2 separate regions of the Homo sapiens genome follow, and region 2 is linked to region 1. Evidence: chromatin contacts called from ENCODE Hi-C or POLR2A ChIA-PET data. All regions are on one chromosome and are shown on one strand. Each heading gives the region's core, a stretch centred on a gene start or an enhancer-like site at or near the end of the contact. The rest is flanking DNA. Distances are from core to core; before and after follow the strand shown. Region 1 overlaps CCDC80 (coiled-coil domain containing 80). Region 2 overlaps CD200R1L-AS1 (CD200R1L antisense RNA 1).

The links. Hi-C counts contacts between places; a loop is a spot of excess contacts on that map. ChIA-PET counts read pairs that join two places held with the same protein, here RNA polymerase II (POLR2A).
Region 2: a map of heart right ventricle shows a loop between it and region 1 (2.9-fold over the local background). The contact joins two enhancer-like sites. A Hi-C loop is called at or near these places in 1 of 168 maps with a recorded cell type or tissue (heart right ventricle). POLR2A ChIA-PET finds 5 or more read pairs at or near these places in 1 of 52 experiments (activated T-cell).

The regions. Positions count from the first base shown.
Region 1 is chr3:112,602,350-112,607,302 of GRCh38, forward strand. It overlaps CCDC80 (coiled-coil domain containing 80), which reads right to left. Exons shown (of 8, transcript NM_199511.3): 7 at 4,827-4,907; 8 at 1-3,414. The coding sequence ends at 3,068. Among named protein-coding and RNA genes, the nearest start is that of CCDC80, 36 kb to the right of the region's middle. RefSeq lists an enhancer at 1,539-1,708. Within about 2 kb of position 2,347, at least 5 of the 41 ENCODE cell types and tissues checked have a DNase peak (open chromatin) inside an H3K27ac peak, as active enhancers do.
Region 2 is chr3:112,809,662-112,814,614 of GRCh38, forward strand. The region is part of intron 1 of CD200R1L-AS1 (CD200R1L antisense RNA 1); the gene reads left to right. Among named protein-coding and RNA genes, the nearest start is that of CD200R1L-AS1, 9.7 kb to the left of the region's middle. Within about 2 kb of position 2,275, at least 6 of the 41 ENCODE cell types and tissues checked have a DNase peak (open chromatin) inside an H3K27ac peak, as active enhancers do.

The sequences.
Region 1 (4,953 bases), core at 1,097-3,596:
AGCCTCCAGGTATTTCAAGTGAGAGGAAGTTGCAATCTTTCACTTTAAATCAAAAGCTAGAAATGAATAAGCTTAGTGAGGAAGGTGTGTCAAAAGCTGAGACAGGCTGAAAGCTAAGCCTCTTATGCCAAACAACCAAGTTGTAAATGCAAAGGAAAAGTTCTTGAAGGAAATTAAAAGTGCTACTTTGTGAATGCATGAATGATAAAAAAGTAAAACAGCCTTACTGCTGATATGGAGAAACTTTGAGTCATCTGAATAGAAGATCAAGCCAGCCACAAAATTCCCTTAAGCCAAAGCCTAGTTCAGAGCAAGGCCCTAACTCTCTTCAATTCTATGAAAGCTAAAGGGAGGTGAGGAAGCTTCAGAAAAAAAGTTTGAAGGTAGCAGAGTCTGGTTCATGAGTTTGAAGAAAAGAAGCCTTGTGCATCCATAAAAGTGCAAAGTAAAGCAGCAAATGTTGATGTAGAAGCTGCAGTAAGTTATCCAGAAGATCTAGTTAAGATAATTAATGAAAGTGGCTACACTAAACAATAGATTTTCAAAAGAGATGAAACAGCCTTATATTGGAAGAAGATGCCATCTCAGACTTACGTATCTAGAGAGGAGTAGTCAATGCCTCACTTCAAAGCTTCAACCAACAGGCTTACTCCTTGTTAGAAGTTAACGCAGCTGGTGATTTTAAGTTGAAATCAATGCTCATTTACCATTTCCCCAAATCCTACGACTTTTCAGAATTATGCTAAATCTAATCTGCCTGTGCTCTATAAATGGAGCAACAAAGCCTGAATGACAGCATGTCTATGGACAGCATGGTTTACTGGACATTTTAAGCTCACTTTTTGAGTCTTACTGCTCAGAAAAAAAAAGAATCTTTTAAAAATATTGCTGTTCGGGCCGGGCGCAGTGGCTCATGCCTGTAATCCCAGCACTTTGGGAGGCCGAGGCCAAAGTCAGTAGTTCGAGACCACCCTGACTAACATGGTGAAACCCCATCTCTACTAAAAATACAAAAATAAGCTGGGTGTAGTGGTGGGCGCCTGTAAATCCAGCTACTCAGGGGTCTGAGGCAGGAGAATCACTTGAACCCCGGAGGCAGAGGTTGCAGTGAGCCAAGATCGCACCACTGCACTCCAGCCTGGGTGACAGAGCGAGACTCCATCTCGAAAAAAATATATATATATATAATATATATTATATATTTTATATATGTATATAAAATATATATATAAATGATCAGTTCCAGACCACTATAATATATATATATATAGCTGTTCACTGACAATATACCCAGTCACCCAAGAACTTGGATAGAGATATACAAGGAGATTAATATTTTCGTGCCTGCTAACACAATACCTATTGTGCAGCACAGGAATCAAGGAGTCATTTGCACTTTTCGTAAGACTATAACTGTCACAGATTGTGATCCCGCTAATGGATCTGGGCAAAGCAAATTAAAAACCTGGAAAGGATTCACCATTCTAGATGCTGTTAAGAACATCGTGATTCATGGGAGAAGGTCAAAATAGGAAGATCAATGAGTTCGGAAACTGATTCCATCCCTCATGGATGATTTTAAGAGGCCCAAGACTTCATTGGAGGAAGCTCTGCTATAGACATAGTGGAAATAGCAAGAGAACTGGAATTAGAAGTGGAGCCTGAAGATGTGACTGAATTGCTGCAATCTCATTACAAAAGTTTAATAGATGAAGACTTGCTTCTTATGAATGAACGAAGAAAGTGATTTCTTGAGATGGAATCTACTCGCGTAAGTTGCTATGTACATTATTGAAATGACAACAAAGGATTTACAACATTACATAAATTTCATTAATAAAGCAGCAACAGGGTTTGAGAGGATTGGCTCCAATTTCAAAAGAAGTTGTACTACTGGTAAAATGCTATCATACAGCATCACATGCTGCAGAGAAATCTTTCATGAAGAAAAAGTCAATCGAAGTGGCAAACTTCATTGCTGTCTTATTTTAAGAAATTGCCACCATCACCCCCAACCTTCAGTAACCACCACCCTGATCATTCAGCAGCCATCAACATCAATGCAAAAAGATTATGATCATTAGCAATTTTTAGCAATAAAGTATTTTTAAAATAAAACATGTACATTTTTTGGACATAAAGCTATTATACACTTAATAGACTACTAAAGAGTGTAAACATAACTTTTATATGCACTGAGAAACCAAAAATTTTGTGTGACTCACTTTATTGCGATATCCACTTTATTATGGTGGTCTGGAACTGATCCTGTAATATCTCCATGGTATGCCTGTGCTGTACAGGGGGTAAAGTGTGAGGGGTCAAGAATTTTCATGCCAGAAATTCCATAGCAGCCTACTAGAACTCTGGAAGTATCGCCTTTGGCTGCAGTGCCAGATTCTGGTGAGGATTTCCTGGACCCCGATTTATATCTGAAAAAACACTAAAAATAACAGAAGCAGGGCAGGAAGTGGCTATGATAACAAAGCTGGGCTTGGTACTTTCTCTGGCTTTTGTGGCCAATATTACTGGACTCCCGTGGTATCAAGTTTCATAAAAGAAACTCATACAAAGCAGAGATATCTTAATTATTTTCAGACTGGCATTTCAAAAAGTGTCAATTTAAGTAAGTATTATAAGTTATTTGTTCTTTGTTTTATCTTTTCAGATGTTTCTTGAAAACATTGTGGTGTGATCTTTAACAGAGTTTTCACTTACCAATTAATACAAAAAATAAGAAAAAGCTTTAAATACATATTTTATAAAATTTTATATGCCAAATAAGGTCCTTCATATAAGAAAAGGAAAATAATATCAATTTTCAGTACTATTATTTAGCACTAGAGCCCCTCCAGTTAGAAAAACAATTCTTTTAAATGTCTTTATGATTTGAGGTTTCAATAATAACTCATGAATAGGTGAAAGTTTGCTATTTATTTAGTCTTAGAAAAACACTGAAAGAAAAAGGCAGGAAATGTAGTACGCAGTGTGGAAGAATGGAGCTGGCCACATGTAGTTTTAGCAGCTGCAGAGGAAACTGGCTGAGTCTAAGGTTACATATTTCTGCTCAGTAAGGGTATCCATGGTGATAACTCTCATGATGACGGTAGTCATCCTGGTAACCATCCTGGTATCCTTGGTGGTAACTATGGTAACCATAGCCTGCATACTCATCTTCTGGGCAGCGCATCCCCAGTGACTGCTGAATCGCCATTTCCTGTCTCCGAAGTTGCATCGAATCAATTAAATCGTACACAATCACCATGGACCACATTGGGGAAGGATACCAGGATTTGACATTTCCGTCTTTTCCGACTAGAAGCATGGAGAAGTACTCCGGGCTCACTTGAAAATAGTTACGAATGTCTTTCACCAAATGGGCTGGTACGTCTTCTCGCTCAACAACAGAGCTCCCTAGAATAACATTGGAATAGTTATTGTTAGTAGATTAAACAGTCAGAGCCCATGAAAACATTAAAGTGTGAGGAAATTACTGTGAGAATAGGGAGGACCCATGAGCCTCTTCTCTTTAGTTCAAAATCTAATTAAAGAAGTTTGCTGGGGCTTTTTCTACTAGAAATTAAATGTCCCTGCTTTCTGCAACACGATTAGGGTCAAACTTTGGGGCACTCGATGTGTCTTTTGTAGGAATGTTACAAAGTATAAAACCAATTCCTTAATTTAATCCTGGCAAGACTAATTTCTTTAAAATTTGTCACTAACAAGGATTATATAGTTTATCTTTCTAAGTTTATTTCCAATTAGCTTAGTTACTTCTCTGTAACTACAGCTTACCTTTTGACACATCTTAATGATAAAAAGCTTATTTCATTGTTAAAAGTGAAAATATCAATTCTGTTAAGATCTAGAGGAATATTTAAACTATTGTGAATAGTGAAAAGAATAGAGGGGAAGGAGAAAAGGAGCTGACACTTTCAAGTCTGCTGTGTCCGGCATTCTGCCAAGTATTTTACACACATTATTTAAAGAGCTTGGTCTTGGAAGAAAGGACTGGATTTGCTTTCTGAAAACTTCAGTCAAGAGTCTTTTTTTGTTTTGTTTTGTTTTGTTTTGTTTTGTTTTGTTTTGTTTTTGAGATGGAGTCTTGCTCTGTCACCCAGGCTGGAGTGCAGTGGTGTGATCTCGGCTCACCGCAATCTCCACCTCCGAGGTTCAAGCGATTGTCCTACCTCAGCCTCCCAGGTAGCTGGGACTACAGGCGCATGCCACCATGCCTGGCTAATTTTTGTATTTTTAGTAGAGACGGATTTTACCATGTTGGCCAGGCTGGTTTCGAACTCCTGACCTCAAGTGTTCTGCCCACCTCGGCCTCCCAAAGTGCTAGGATTACAGACGTGAGCCACCATGCCCGGCTTCTCTGAGCCTTTTAGTGTATGTGTCTTTCAGCTTCTCTGAGCCTTTTAGTGTATGTCCTTATCTGTTGAAAGGGAATCAATGAGATATGACCTATGTGCCTCACAAAACTATTGTGAGAATTAAATGATATAAAATAGAAGAAAATGCTTTGTAAACCATAAGGACCTATACGGACCCCCAAAAAGCATTATTTTAGTTAAGAAAAATGGATATTTTTACTGTTACTTGGAATGGTTTATATTAGAAATAATATTAGTCCCTGTACTCCACACCCCTTCCCCTACATATCCCGTGCACACACAGGCACACATGCACAAATGCATGAAGTGGGAGGAGGATTCAATGAACTTTGTTCACCTTAGAGATACACCCACTGCTTGCATATAACTTAATGTAATTTAACTGAACTTAACACTAGTTCATACTGTTTCAAGATAACAACACATTACCATTAATTGGGAACAGTTCTAACACTCCCCCAACTTCCTCTCCAACGCCTAAAAGCTTCAGAATGGTTATGTGGCGCAGACCTGAGAGAAAAAAGAAAACCATAGGATTAGAGGAAAGGATTAGAAG
Region 2 (4,953 bases), core at 1,025-3,524, 210 kb after region 1:
CATTCAATAACAATTTATTGAGTCCCTATAGTACACCAGGCAATATCTACTGGGGGCTCCCTATATGCCACTGGAGAAACGGGCTACATCTCTATTCTCATCAGTCTTACGTTTTAGAGAGGGAGAAAGATAATAGCCAAATAAGCATGTGCATAACTAATATAATAACATGAAGTGATATGTGCTATGAAGACAAAGAAAGTGGGTGAAAGGATATAGGCAGGAGTGGCATTTCAGTCAGAGAAGGCCACTCTGCTGAGGCAAAATCATTGCTTTTCACTGTTTCATAGCATCACATTTCCCTAAAAAAGGATAGTAAGGTTTATTTCCCATTTTTTTTGGCTATTACAAGTCATGTTGTAATATTTACCTCCTCGTGCACACAAATAGTAGTACTTTGAGTAGACACTGAAAAGTGGAATTACTAGGTCATATTGGCAAACTGCTCTCTGAAATGGATGTGTTAACTTGCACTCCCATCAGAAACTGCATGTTCCCTACACCTCTTTTAATAGTTAATACTATCAAAATTATTAATTTTACCAATGTGATATATGAAAAAATGATATCTCAGCTATTTTTAATTAGCACTTCTCTTATTACTCTTTAGTTTGAATATCACTTCATACGTTTATTAAACATTCATTTTTCCTATCTTGTAAAATGACATTTTATTTCCTTTGCCCATGTGTTTATGGGATTTTCTGTCTTTTTCTTTGGATTTGTTGGCATTCACGTATTCAATTTGTCTTACATATGTTGCAAATATTGTATCTAATTCTTTGTCATATAGAACTTTATTTATTCATGTGCTGAATGTATCCATGTATCCCTTTAGTGGTCATATATTTCTCAGTTCTTGAGTTTTTAAATTCAAATTCAGTGTATGTTTGTTAAGTATTCCCTATATATAAGACATCGTGCTAGGCAGTTTGAAAGACAGCAAAGTAAATGAGATATGTTGTCTGCCCTCATGAATCTCACAACTTAGTGGTGGAGACACATGAAAACAAATACCTGTAAAGCCTAGGGCCTTGATCATCCAGAAAATACCATAAAAAGAATTGCTATGGTAGAGCAATGCCTAAGTCAGAACCAGGCACCGAGGAATTTTTCACAGATGCAGTAGCTCTGAAGAGAAAACAGCCTTTTGTAAGATACGGGTGAGGGTAAAGACCTTCATCTTAGAAGAAACAGCACAAGCCAAGGCAGAATATGCAGTAAGGAAAGGATAGAGAGAAATTTCTAAGAAAGCTGGACAGTGGGTGTGTGGTTAGGAATAAAAGGAGTGTGGCAGAGAATAGACTGAAAAGGTAGGATGCAACTATTTAATCTTTTACCCATTAATAAGAAATACTGATAAATTCCACACTTCCTAGTCTTTTTGAAAAGTAGTCATTAAAGAAAAGAACAATTAACTGTGAGAAGTTAAGCACAAAGCTGGAGTGATTGGGTGAACACAGATAGCCTTGCTCTAGTGTTCGATGGCAGCTGAAGATGGATTGTCACACAGCCTGTGTGTATGTGTGTGCACTACCGGTGGATCTGCTGGTTTCGACCTGGCCAGAGCCCTTGCCCAAGAACAGCTGCAATTTGCAAGTCTTCTTAAATCTGTTTTACCATCCTGCAGAGGTAAGAGTTGGATAATTTATGCCCTATGACTTCACAGTCCTCTGGGGAGGCTGCCAAGGAAAGCATGTTTTGGATAGAAATCTTAAAAAAAAGCAAAAAAAAAAAAAAAAAAAAAAAAAGTAAAAACCTAAGCCCAGTTTGGCATAGGGCTAAGGTTTCACATCCAACTCCTCCCTAGGATCTGCCATTTAATCATCCTCCAGGATGCAAGGGCTGCCATGGGTTACTGGGGATAGCGATTAGGCACCCTTGGGCTGCATCAGCAAACACCCTCTCCTGATAGGCAGTTGGAAAGTAATGGGATTTGGGTTTTAGTTGTGAGAGAATGATGGAAAATGTTACAAACAGCTGACCTCCTTTGCCCCTACTGAAATAGCAGCCTTCCTCTGCACATTTATATGTTGCTTTGGGGAGAGTGACAAAAGACAGATGCTTCTTGCTGGAATGCCAGTTGCTTAATCATTCTTTCTGGTCCCAAGACATTTACTGTAGCTTCTTGGAGCTGACATCTTGGGCCACTCCTTGGTTTTCAATGTCTTGTAAATTGTGTTGCAATTTTCCATTACATGGAATATGGGAAAGTTTGTGGGAGAGTTTTTTTGAAGGTGTTATGTCGCAGATGGTGTCCTCAGCAAAAAGCCTTAAAGTTGGGAGTGCAGGAATTGCAAATAAACTGTAAGCTCTGCAGTGAGACACACACACAAAAGACCTGGTCTGGCTCCTGTCTCCCACACGGCTTCACTCAGGTCCGCGGAAGTGTTTATGTCCATTCCAAGGCTCGGCAGTAACATCTGAGATTAATCTTCTCAACAGCATGACCTGACCACGCAGTGCCCACGACAGAGGAGACCTGCTTCCTCTCCAGGTTCTGTGGCCTCACAGCACCCAGGAAGCAGCATGGTAGATAAAATGTCCTTCAGAAGTATAGTAAACTCTCATCTTAGCCACAGACTGCCCTCCTCAGCAGGTCTCTTGCTGTCTGTTTTCAGAAAGATAACATTAAGGAGAAACTGAAAAGTTTTGATGTAGTCAGGCATTTTTATTATGTTAAGAAACAAGAGTAAACGATTAGTCTCATAATCACATACAACCTGTTTCCCAGGAGGATGGCATGCTTAGGAACAGGCAAATCATGACAGTGATTTGGAAAGATATTCATATTGTTTTCCCTTAAAAGTCATAACATTTGGTTGAACTTCACGATTCCTCTTGTTTTAGTGTTATCTTGTTAAATTTACTTTTTCTGAATGTGAGCCTGTGAATGTTTTTTGTCACCCTCCTGTCATATTTACAAATTCTCTTGATTAGCCCCATGACCTCCTTCCCCTGTGCAGAGATGCTTATTTCTTTCCTCCCTGGTGACTATTATACTCTGAAGAGCTCCCTCCTCAACATGTGGGAGCTTCAAACTGAAGAAGTCACAACTAAAAATGTTTTATCTGTGTGTTGGCCCCCCATGTCTTAAGGAGAAGAGACATTCTAGGGAGGAACACACCAATGTGTGCATGAGGAGCATTTGGAAACAGGTAGGATGGATAATAAGACTTTGGGTTTCTATGACACTTTTCACAAGGACATTTAGAAATGTATAAAGATTATTCCCCAAGCCCTCTCTTCAACTGGGTTAAGAGCAAGAATAATTTTCATGTTTTATCAAGAAAAACCAGAATAAGGAGAATTGTCTCTACTCTGCCAGCTTTACCCAGCTCAGAAACCAAGTCCCACCCTTCTGAGATTAGAGACATCGTCTGTCAGACTCACTGCCTCTCCCCAGCCTCTCTTTGGTTCTCTACTTTGTATAAACCAATGTTCTTGGCTCCTTATTTAATCTTAAAATCAATGTTGGGTGAATCAGTCAGAATATTTGGACATTCTGTTCAGAAAACATTGTAAATTGATCAAGATTTGCTTGTCCTGCAAAACTCTCCTGGCATTCTTAATAGCAGTCTTCTGTCCTCAGATGACCTCATGAAATGTAGAGTTTGTGTGAGGAGATGATATGGACAATTTCCCCATTGCCCTGAAAGAGACACACCCTGTTACACTACTTTGCCTTCATCCATGCTGTCCTCTCTTCCCAGCATGCCTTTCTTCCCTGCCTGCGTCCACCTTCAATGTTCTTATGTGCCTTCTAAAATTAAGTTTGACTACTATCATCCCCCTCATCAAGGCTTCACACACATACTTCATTTCTCCTTCTTAACAAAGCCCCAATTTTGTTCAAGTCCCACTCACTCCTCTCCCACAAGATGTGTGTCTGAAGAAAGGTGTTGATCTTAGTCCCATCTGCATGAAAGGACTAATCAACATAAGCAAAATCTCAGTCCCTTTGCCAGGGATTGGCTAAAGAATTGTCATACAGTCTTGGCCAATCAGACAGGAGGGAAAGCTTGTGAAGGGCTCTCAGTCCTCATTAGTAAGATGGGGACCAAGAAAGAGATGGTCAGCCCTCTTCCCCTAGTTGTGCCATGTCTGACTGTGGCCTTAGGGTGGCTGCCTTCCTCTCAGCAACAAGCCAAGTAGGCCAGCTGGCTTCTTAGTAACACTCCATGTTCACTTAACTCTGAGAGTCTCAGTTTCCTCTTTTTCAAAATGAGGAAGTTGACCTCAATTATCCGTAGCTTCCTTTTAACTTTAGAATACCACACATGCCTCTAAAAGATGATGGGGGAGGAGATATGGAGGAGGATCTAGGAAGTGAAGAAGGCCACTTAATTTCATCTGTAGCTCTAACCATCTGCTGCTATTAACATGAGCAAGCAGCTATTTGCATTTTATGACTGGGTGATCTCAACTCTCTAGTTTAAGAAACAAGTACTAATCTTGGTTTAACCACTAAAATATCCTCACATTTCCCCATTCCCCGAAGTGAATCTATTAATATCCCTTTATCTTGTTTGGTAAACAAAATGTTTTTTACTAACATTAAATGAAAAGGGTAGTACAATTCAAGTTTAGGAACCAAAAAGATTTTTTTCCCCTTAATTTCAAGTTAAACCATTTTATTCTCCTTCTGTAATTGTTCCAAAACCACCCAAGAAGACCTAAAGAATTTGTAAATGGAGAAGTATGGAAAAAAATTTTTTTTAATGCAGGATTACATTGCTTAAGGTTAGTAGGTCTTAGCTTGCTTCGAAATGTTAAGAGACTTAAGTTGAAGCACCATCTAGTGGCTCTCAATTGTGTTCTGCTAAAAATTGCTCCCAGTCTCCCTGTATTTAGGACCACAGTTAATTTGTTGGGCATGTATATCATTGACCCTGGAACAGCAAGTTGAAAGTGCACAGATCTACTTATATGTGGATTTCTTCCACTTCTGCG